Linked DNA regions of Homo sapiens: region 2 is linked to region 1. Evidence: chromatin loops called from intact Hi-C (ENCODE). Cell type or tissue: gastrocnemius medialis. All regions are shown on one strand. Links, peaks and the distances in the headings refer to the core of each region. The heading gives the core; the rest is flanking DNA. Region 1 has its middle 140 kb from the start of JARID2-DT. Region 2 overlaps LOC105374945 (a long non-coding RNA gene).

Region 1 (5,386 bases), core at 108-5,107:
GTCATCACACGATCAGCAGAACGAGTCCTTATGGGTTTGACAAATGTGGGAAGATTAGAAAAGATCTTGGGCTAAAAACAAAAACAAATGTCTTCCCATTTTCTTTACAAAACTCCCAGCCCCTCTCACCACACACTTATATACCCCAACCCCAACTAATCTGTCTTGAAGATAAACATGCTTTTTCTAAACTCTAAAACCTGTCTTCCATTAATGCTAGTCTGGAGAGTGAAGCTTTCCCTGCTGACTGATTACAGAAAATTGCTTATTTAAAGAAACCTGGACTCTCTCTTGCAGACAATGGCTTCCATTCCGGACATCATTTCAGAGACTTCCGCACAAACAAGAGAGACTAGCAAGCACCTTGAGATAATCCAGGTATAAGGGGAAGAGTACAGAGCTGGTTCACACAACCGCACCCTCACTCACACAGACACAAACACACAGCCCAACCCAGAAACTGCACCACATAGGACACAGCTGCATTTGGGCCTCTAATTACTTTACTGTCTAATTCATGCTAACACAGCAATTAGTGATAACGCTCAAAACACTCATACACATCAGCTTGACGACATTTAATTATGACAGTAGATGTATCGCACTTCAGGAGATATGTAACTTAGCAAGGAATAAGAAATCTATATGGATGGCCCATCTAAACCACCATGAAATAAAAGTAGAGGAAAGTCATGAAATCCTCACTTTGTCATTAAAAGAAAATGTTTAACGGGTGTGTTTTTATGTGAAATATGCCATTTCCAGATGCTGATTGGAAATCCGGTCTCGCTGGCTCAGAAAACATGATTAGGTTTTTATTTTTCAAAAGAAAGGAAGTGAGAAAGGAAGGAGGGAAGGAGGGAAGGAAGGAAGGAAGGAAGGAAGGAAGGAAGGAAGGGGGGAAGGGTAGCTTGGCTCTTGATTATTGCTTGATGGCTCTGTGTATTCATTCTCATTTTCAGTACCTTAGACATCAGCAGAAGATATAAGGGAAATGGGACATTTTTTGCTGGGATGCTCCTTAAGATGTGCCATTTGCTATTGGTTTACATGGGGCCTGTTCATGAGATATGATTAATAGTTCAGCAGCACTGCCAAAAAGCACATAAATCTGGCCATCCACAGTGTAATTGACACACTGCTTGTCTCGCAGATACCTACAGCACTTGCTTATCGCAGTCTAATCCCCCAGTGGGTATTCGAAGCAGCTGATTATGCAATGCCAGTTGCTTACACTACAGTTTGGGGGTCTTTTCCTTATAGCACCCAATTAGCTGTGACACAAAGCCCTACTCCCCTTGATCAACCTTGACCAGGTGTTAAGTACCAGCTGAATGAACGCAGGCGATAGCACAAATGCCACTGGAGCACCCGGCCTAAGCAGAGCGGGTGTTGAGGTGGGAACCTCCACCTACGCATTCTGCATCAAGTTGCCTTTGCTTTAGACTCGCCAAGCACCCTTGCTTTGGTTCCTCACACCCAGATCATAGCAATCTGCCACCGAACCCTGCAAGGTTACCACGGTGAGCTCCACCTGTCTTCTCCCCGACCTGCCTCACCCTCTCTTCCAGCTCATTCAACATCTCTCCTTTCCAAATCAAAATCCAGCAGCTCCTCACATTGACTTGCCGTGGGAACTTCAAAACCTCAGCCCCGCTCTCTAGTCCTCTGATTTCTCCATTTCTATGAAAATTTTAAAAACAAAAACAACACTGACTTAGCAGAGCAGCAACTGGGAAGATTAAAGATTAATAATAAACAAGTTGTAAAGCCCTTTGAAAGCATAAAATGCTGTAGGAGTAATTATTATCATTGTTATTAATCACCTCAGTTCATCACATAGAGTAAACATGCAATTATAAAGAGGGGACTCTTAAATGCAGTATCAGCAGCAAGACCCATTTATTACAATGCTATTTGCTTGGATTCCATTACAGTTATAAAATTTTGTGCTCATCTAGCACTTTTTGTCTGAGAATGTCAAAGTGCTGTACAAGCACAGGCTCTAATTAAACTAATCCTTGCAACACACAGGGAGCAGCAGAGAGAGGCCACTTCCAGTTGTGTAACTCGCCATCTAAGCACATCCTGTCCTGGTCTGGGGAGGTCTGCCTGCTGAGGGCTGCATCTAGAAACTTCCGAAATCTAACATTCCTAGGAAAGTCATATATATATGTATGTAAAAATATGTGTGTGTATATACATATACACATATACATATATATGTATACACATGTGTATATGTATGTATACACAAATATGTGTGTGTATATATACACATGTACATATATGTGTATACACATATATGTATGTGTATACATGTATACGTATAGGTATAGATATACATGTATACGTATAGGTATAGATATACATGTATACGTATAGGTATAGATATTCATGTATACGTGTACGTATTCATGTATACGTGTACGTATTCATGTATACGTGTACGTATTCATGTATACGTATATGTATACATATATACACACACACATATTTTTAAAGCACAAATAATTAATGTCAGGCATAATACACAAAGGTTTCAATATCTTCTTCTGTGTGGGAATTATGTATTCAGTGTCTTGCTAGTAACTCACATATACCTCGATCCTGCCATTTTGGTTTTTTGTTTTGTTTTGTTTTTGTTTTGAGATGGAGTCTCGCTCTGTCTCCCAGGCTGGAGTGCAGTGGCGCGATCTCAGCTCACTGCAAGCTCCACCTCCTAGTTTCACGCCATTCTCCTGCCTCAGTCTCCTGAGTAGCTGGGACTACAGGCTTCTGCCACTACGCCTGGCTAATTTTTTTTTGTATTTTTAGTAGAGGCAGGGTTTCACCATGTTAGGCAGGATGGTCTCAATCTCCTGACCAAGTGATCCACCCACCTCACCCTCCCAAAGAGCTGAGAATACAGACATGAGCCATCACACCCAGCCTTTTTTTGTTTTTTGAGATGGAGTGTTGCTCTGTTGTCCAGGCCGGAGTGCAATGGCGTGATCTTGGCTCACTGCAACCTCCGCCTCCTGGGTTCAAGTGATTCTCATGTCTCACCTTCCTGAGTAGCTGGGATTACAGACACCTGCCACCATGCCTGGCTAATTTTTGTATTTTTAGTAGAGACGGGGTTTCACCATGTTGGTCAGGCTGGTCTCAAACTCCTAACCTCAAGTGATCCGCCCAACCCAACCTTCCAAAGTGCTGGGATTACAGGATTGAGCCACTGTGCCCAGCAGATCCTGCCATTTTGGCCCATGGTTTGTGTGTTTTCCATCAAACAGAGCCTGAGAGAAAGTCTTCTGTGCCTTACTGTTTGTAACATTGCCAGCCTGGAAGTTCTCATACAGTGATGATTACTAATGACAGTAAATGAGTTTACACAGAAAAACACAATGAAAACAGTCTATGTCGTCAACATCTTGTCCCTGTGCCAGTGTCCTGCTCATCTGGGAAGAAAAACCCAGCTGTGGATCATTCTCATACAATATTACAGTATTGCCAAAACTTTGTTGTAGGTTTTGGTGTAAGTAGATGGACAGTTTTGACTGTAATAATAATTCTGCCCTACCACTAATAAGAGAAGAACAAATTCCATTCTTGGGATTTTGCATCTTTCCAATGGAAGAAGCATGATGCAATAGTTTCCAAAGTAGGGTTCTTAAACCCCAGACTGTGTGCAAGATGACCCATTGAGACCCAGAAAGGGCAGAGTTAGACCTCTATTTTATTTACTGTATTCTATTATATTCTGTAAAAAAAAAATTACATTAATTTTACTAATGTGTTATGCAATTTGAGAGTAAAACTAGTAAATATACATATACTGAGAATTCCCAACTGGGCAAGCAAAAATGTTTGAAGAGTTCAAAAAAAAGAAATGAGCAATATTTTCATAGTGAAAGACAGGTGTATTTAGGTTAGACTCTACTTCTTCATATTAGAAATGTTTTTGGGCTCAGTGGTTCATGTCTATAATCCCAGCACTTGGAAGGTCAAGGCAGGCAGATCACCTGAGATTATTAGTTCGAGACCAGCCTGGGCAACATGATGAAACCCCATGTCTACTAAAAATACAAAAATTAGCTGAGTGCAGAGCATGCACCTGTAGTCCCAGCTACTCAAGAAGCTGAGGTGGGAGGATTGCTTCAGCCCATGAGGTTGAGGCTACAGTGAGATATGATCACACCACCTGGTGACAGAGCTAGGCCCCTGTCTCAAAAAGGAAAGAAAGACAGACAGAAAGAAAGAGAGAGAGAGACAGACAGAGAGAGAGAGAGAGGAAGGAAGGAAGGAAGGAAGGAAGGAAGGAAGGAAGGAAGGAAGGAAGGAAGGAAGGAAGGGCAAATGTTATTGGGCCAGGGCCAGCCATAGTGGCTCATATCTATAATCTCAACACTTTGGGAGGCTGAGGCAGGCAGATCTCTTGAGGCCAGGAGTTCGAGACCAGCCTGGGCACATAGCTAGATCTTCATCTCTCCAAAAAAAAAAAAAAGAGAGAGAGAGCGAGCCACGCACATTTATCTATAAAGATTTGTTAAAGTCCCTGAAACCAAAGAGGATTTGTCAGGCTGGGCTGTGATTTCAGCCCTCATTCACACAGCAATTAGAATAATATTGGGCTCCCCATGTAGTTCTGACCACATTTAATTGTGACCACCGTGGGCTATGAAACATTTCCAGAAATCAAAGAACCTTAGCCCAAAGTAATACTGCCTCCCAGGTTCAAGTGATACTCATGCCTCAGCCTCCACAGTAGCTGGGATTACAGATGTGCGCCACCATGCCCAACTAATTTTTTTGTATTGTTAGTAGAGGCAGGGGTCTCACCATGTTGGCCAGGCTGGTCTTGAACTCCTGACCTCAGGTAATCCACCCTGCCTCAGCCTCCCAAAGTGCTGGGATTACAGGCGTGAGCCACCGCACCCAGACTAAAATGGCAAACTTTATATTATATATATTTTACTGTAATTTTAAAAATTGTTTTAGTGGCCACATTAAGAATAATTATAAACAGCCTGGGCGTGGTGACTTACACTTGTAATCCCAGCACTTTGGCAGGCCGAGGCGGGCAGATCATTTGAGGTGGGGAGTTCGAGACCAGCCTGACCAACGTAGTGAAACCCTGTCTCTACTAAAAATACAAAAATACAAAAAAAAAAAAAAAAAATTAGCTGGGCGTGATGGCGCACACCTGTAATCTCAGCTACTTGGGAGGCTGAGGCAGGAGAATTGCTTGAATTTTGGAGGCAGAGGTTGCAGTGAGCCGAGACTGCACCACTGCATTCCAGCCTAAGTGACAGAGCGAGACTCCGTTTCAAAAGAAAAAAAAGGATAATTACAAACAGCAGTAATTCATGTTAATAATATATCTCCCTTGGCCCAATATATTCAA
Region 2 (5,386 bases), core at 249-5,248, 120 kb before region 1:
TATCTGTGTATAGTCATGTGTGACTTAAAAACGGGAATACATTCTGAGAAATGTGTCACTAGACAATTTTGTCCTTGGGTGAACATCACAGTGTACTTACACAAACCTAGATGGCATAGCCTACTGAACACCTAGGCTGGATGGTGCAGCCTATTGCTCCCAGGCTACACACCTGCACAGCATATTACTGTACAGAATACTGTAGGCAACTGGAACACAGTGGTAAGTATTTGTGTATCTAAACATAGAAAGATAATGCATTACACTGGGACATTACCAGAGCTACCACATCATTAGGTAAGAGGAACTTTTCAGCTCCATTATAATCCTGTGGGACCACCATTGTATATGGGGTCTATAGTTGATCAAAACATTGTTACGCAGCACATGACTATGTATACATATAATTTTAATTATTTCTGTTTATTTTAAGTGTTTATTTTCAGCTGGGTCATTGAAGAGTTTCTAACAGACATCATGACACTTCACTCCCAAAAACATCGGCACTTCCAGGAACAAGGAGGTCCTCCTGCATAACCACAGCACAGGGACCATGTTGGGAAGCTTAGCACAAACTTAGCACTACTACACAGCCCATAATGAAGTTTCCCCAAGTGTCCCAAGAATGATCTTTAGAGCTGGCCCAGGGCCTTTTAGGTGAGAAGACAGTCCCAAAGCCCCACACATTTTTTCTTGCTGTTCTCTACATACTCAAATAAATGAATGTTCCCTTGTCAACAATTAACTGGATGAGAAAAAGCAAATTCACATGCCTTTAAAAACAGAAAAAAAGGCTGGGTGCGGTGGCTTACGCCTGTAATCCCAGCACTTTGGGAGGCCGAGGCAGGTGGATCACCTGAGGTCAGGAGTTCGAGACCAGCCTGGCCAACGTGATGAAACCCCATCTCTACTAAAAATACAAAAATTAGCTGGATGTGGTGGCAGGCGCCTGTATTCCCACCTACTCTGGAGACTAAGGCAGGAGAATCGCTTGAGCCTGGGAGGCGGAGGTTGCAGTGAGCTGAGATCGTGCCATTACACTCTAACCTGGGCAACAAGAGCAAGACTCTCTCAAAAAAAAAGGAAAAAAGAAAAAAGACACAAGAATTTTTAAAATGGTAATTTATAATTTATCAAGCTATACATACGGATACATCAATTTCTAACAGATATAGATCAACATATTCCCACTATCTAGGTAGATGTGTTCAGTTTTGCTAATTGAAACAAGCCCAGTTACTAAGACGTGGATGGGAAGTATCTTTACATTTTCTTTTGACTCTAAAATCTGTGGTCTGCGATTCTTCAAAAATATCAGCCTATTTAGAATGTGGACTCTTTTTATGTTGAGCTTATGAATCGTGTCTCAATCACTTATTCATCCCCACTAATTATTACTATAGCTGGCACATAGAAACTCAATGGACCCGGGCGCGGTGGCTCACACCTGTAATCCCAGCACTTTGGGATGCCAAGGTGGGTGGATCACCTGAGGTCAGGAGTTCAAGACCAGCCTGGCCAACACAGTGAAACCCCATCTCTACTAAAAATACAAAAATTAGCCAGGCGTGGTGGTGCGCACCTGTAATCCCAGCTACTTGGCAGGCTGAGGTAGGAGAATCACTTGAACCTGGGAGTAGAGGTTGCAGTGAGACAAGATCACACCACTGTACTCCAGCCTGGGCAACAGAGCAAGACTTGTCTCAAAAAAAAAAAAAGAAAGAAAAAAGAAACTCAATGAACTACTAGGTGAATGGATGAATGAACACTTTCTTGAGTCCTCAAGGCAGTCCTCCTTCCCTGCCCTATCTCTGCTAGTTTGCAGATATGACTTCTGTGTCTTGTCACGGTTTTGCTGCAATTTTATATATATATATATATATATATATATATATATATGCAGTTTAATAAATGCACAAAGAAAGATGACCACAACTTGGAAAATCAGTCCTAGCTTGGCAGAGGCATGATATTATTGGAATCACAACAAATCTTAATCACTGCAGGTCTTAACTGTTACTACACTATATCAAGAGGCAGGGAACCAAGAGTGAGTGGGATAATTTGCCCTGCACACCTCCATCCCTTCTTCAAAACAGAAACCTTGTGTTAGGCAGCTGGTGGTGAAAGCTATGGCAGCTATAAACCCTTCTTTAAAAAAAAAAATAGTCCACTTGGTTTCCTTTTGGGCTTAAGCGAAACCCTCACTCTGGGAGCCTGCCCAGTTAGGCAAGAGAAAAAATAAAACACCTTCTCTCAATGTGAGAAGAATGCCTTCTATTAGAAAGGCTCCTCAAACATCCTTGGGTCAGGTTCTGCCTTTGGTCAAAAGTGACTTTTTATTGATTAAGAGGAAGAAAGAGGCACAGGGGCTTTTTGTCAAAGGCACCTTTAGTCTTGTATCAGTTTATCCTTTGAAGAATCACACCATGTCATTACCTATAAATAAATCACAAATATATGGATCAAATATCTCAAAGCTACTGAAGGTATACCACACCTGAGTGTGGCTATGTATAAAAAAGAAAAAAAATTATTATTTGATCCAAACAAAAATACTCTGTTAATATGTCGTGAGCTGACAACTGAAATTCATTACAGACATATAGCCTTATATAGGGGTTTTAATTCATTATTTTAATTTCCTTTTTTTTTTTTTTTTTTTTTTGAGACAGTCTTACTCTGTTGCCCAGGTTTGGGTGCAGTGGCGTGATCTCGGCTCACTGCAACCTCCACCCCCTGGATTCAAGTGATTCTCGTGCCTCAGCCTCCCAAGTAGCTGGAATTATAGGTGTGCACCACCACACCTGGCTAATTTTTGTATTTTTAGTAGAGACGGGATTTCACCATGTTGGCCAGGCTGGTCTTGAACTCCTGGGCTCAAGTGCTGAGATTACAGGTATGAGCCACCACGCCCAGCCCGAAATTTCTTTCTAATTACACAAGTAACATCTAAGTGCATGAACACACACACATGCACAATTATTATTATTATTTTCTTTAAAAAAAAAGACAAGGCCTCTCTCTGTCGCCCAGGCTGGAGTGCAGCGGCATGATCCTCAGTTACTGCCGCCTCAAACTTCTGGGCTCAAGTGATCTTCCCACCTCAGTCTCCCAAAGTACTAAGATTACAGGCATGAGCCACGGCACCCAGCTCTGCAAAAATCTTTCAAACAACTTGGGATTGAAAGTCCTCTTGATTTTCCCACTCTAATCCCTCTGCCTTTCTAGATGCTTATCACAGGTATTGTGGGTTGTGCTAGCTCTTTCTCTTTTGCGTATGCATAAATAATGGAGAAACGAAATCTAGACCACACGTGCTATTCTGTCCCTCAGTTTATTCTCTTCATGTGTCTTAGAGATCTTTCTTCACTCAAGAAAATTGAAAGGTGACCTGGGCCAGTGGTTTGTAACTGGGCGGCCTAAAGCCCTAAGGATTCTGTAGAGAGGACCTTGAAGACTGCCCCAGGAGCAAAGAGGAGCTCCAGAGACCCCACAAAAGGAAAGAATTGATCCAGTTTAATTCCTTTGTCTTTGCCTTCTGCTAAGAGATAAAGATTCCTGAGAAGAGTTAGACGTGTATAGTTGGGTTTCACTGGCATTTGTTTTCTTGAGAGCAATTTTAGGGCAAGGGTGGAGAGTAACATGGAATTGCCTCAGTTTCTCCAATATGATCAGTCTAAAGAAAGCAAGAATTAGGAAAGGCCAGAGATAGAAACAGACTCTGCTCCATGAAGGACAATAATCCATGTATTCATCTCAGGTCTTATGTATGGCTATGTATAACATCTGTGCAACCAGGAAATCACTACCCATGTACATTTGAAATCTTCTCTGGTTTTCCTCTAAGTCCTGGATTCTAGATCTTTCTGTACTCCTTAAAAGGAGTTTTGGGCTTAGGAAGAGCAATATAGAAAGACCTAGAATTTCTCCCTGGAAATTGTCTTCCTAGACATTGTATTCATGTCCAGGAAGAATGGGACAAAATCTGACCAGACAGGCCTGCTCCAGTCTAAGGGAAACTTCCTTTTGCGGCCAGGTAAACTGACCATCTGGAAAATCTTTGAATCAAACAGAAGCATAAGAAAAAACATCTCTAAAACACCAATGTACTAGACAGCCCCAGAAGCAAAGCTTCCTCTCTAAGTGTCACAGTGCCTAGTTGTGTGCAAAGGCAAGTGGCTGGAGGGTGCTATCCGCAGTGGGAAACCCTAGCAAGTCACTGAGGTCTTCTAAAACTCCAAGTCTTCATCTATGTAACTGAGATAATAACTGCTGATCTCATAGGTCACTGTCAGGAGTAAATGAGTGACGATGTCTAACTTCTAGTGTAGTGCCTGACATGTACCATTACAGATTGAATTCTGTGCCCCTATATTAGCCCATTCTCATGTTGCTACAAAGAACTACCTGAGACTGGGTAATTTACCAAGAAAAGAGGTCAAGGGTATAGTGAACCACGATTGCATCACTGCACTCTAGCCTGGGTGACAGATTAAGACCCTGTCTCAAAAAAAAAAAAAAAAATTTATAAATTAACCAAGCATGATGGTACATATGTATAGTCCTAGCTACTTCAGAGGCTGAGGTGGAAGGACAGCTTGAAGCCAGGGGTTCAAGACCAGCCTGGGCAACATTAGCAAGCCTCCATCTCTAATAAATAAATAAATAAATAAATAAATAAATAAATAAATAAATAGAATCATCATATGATCCAGCAATTGAAGCAGGATCTTGAAGACATATTTGCACACGCATGTTCACAACAGCACTATTCACAATAGCCAAGAGGTGGAAGTAGCCCAAATGTCCATCCGTGGATGAACAGATAAAGCAGATGTGGTCTATACATACCATGGAATATTATTCAGCCTTAAAAAGAAGGAAATCCTGTCCTATGCTACAACATGGATGAATGTTGAGGACATTGTCCTAGGTGAAATAATCCAGAAGAAAAACACAAATACTGCATGACTCCACTTACATGAGGTCCCTGGAGTAGTCAAATTATGGAAACAGAAAGTAGGATGGTGGTCAGGGTAGCGGGAGAGGGAATGGAGAGTTGTTCAATGGATACAGAGTTCCAGTTTTGCAGGATAAAAAAGTTCTAGAGGCCTATTACACAACAATGTGAGCATAATTAGCACTAGTGAACTTAAAAATGGTGAAGAGGATAAATTTTTTTTTTTTTTTGAGACGGAGTTTCACTGTTGTAGCCCAGGCTAGAGTGCAATGGTGTGATCTTCGCTCTCCGCAACCTCTGCCTCTCAGGTTCAAGCAATTCTCCTGTCTCAGCCTCCCGAGTAGCTGGGACTATAGGCATGCACCACCACACCCAGCTAATTTTGTATTTTTAGTAGAGATGGGGTTTTCCGTGTTGGTCAGG

Evidence for each region. A loop is a pair of places that touch in the nucleus more often than their neighbours do. Peaks named below come from ENCODE experiments on the same cell type or tissue, not always from the same donor. Only the 100,000 strongest peaks of a DNase experiment are listed, where the experiment ranks them.
Region 2: it touches region 1 in a loop (12-fold over the local background); 1 of 110 quality-filtered maps calls a loop at or near these places.

Annotation. Positions count from the first base shown.
Region 1 is chr6:15,107,522-15,112,907 of GRCh38, forward strand. No RefSeq gene overlaps it. Among named protein-coding and RNA genes, the nearest start is that of JARID2-DT, 140 kb to the right of the region's middle. In gastrocnemius medialis, for the core only: no CTCF peak of the experiment used is centred there; a DNase peak (open chromatin) is centred at 2,060.
Region 2 is chr6:14,988,270-14,993,655 of GRCh38, forward strand. The region is part of intron 2 of LOC105374945 (a long non-coding RNA gene); the gene reads right to left. Among named protein-coding and RNA genes, the nearest start is that of JARID2-DT, 250 kb to the right of the region's middle. In gastrocnemius medialis, for the core only: no CTCF peak of the experiment used is centred there; no DNase peak of the experiment used is centred there.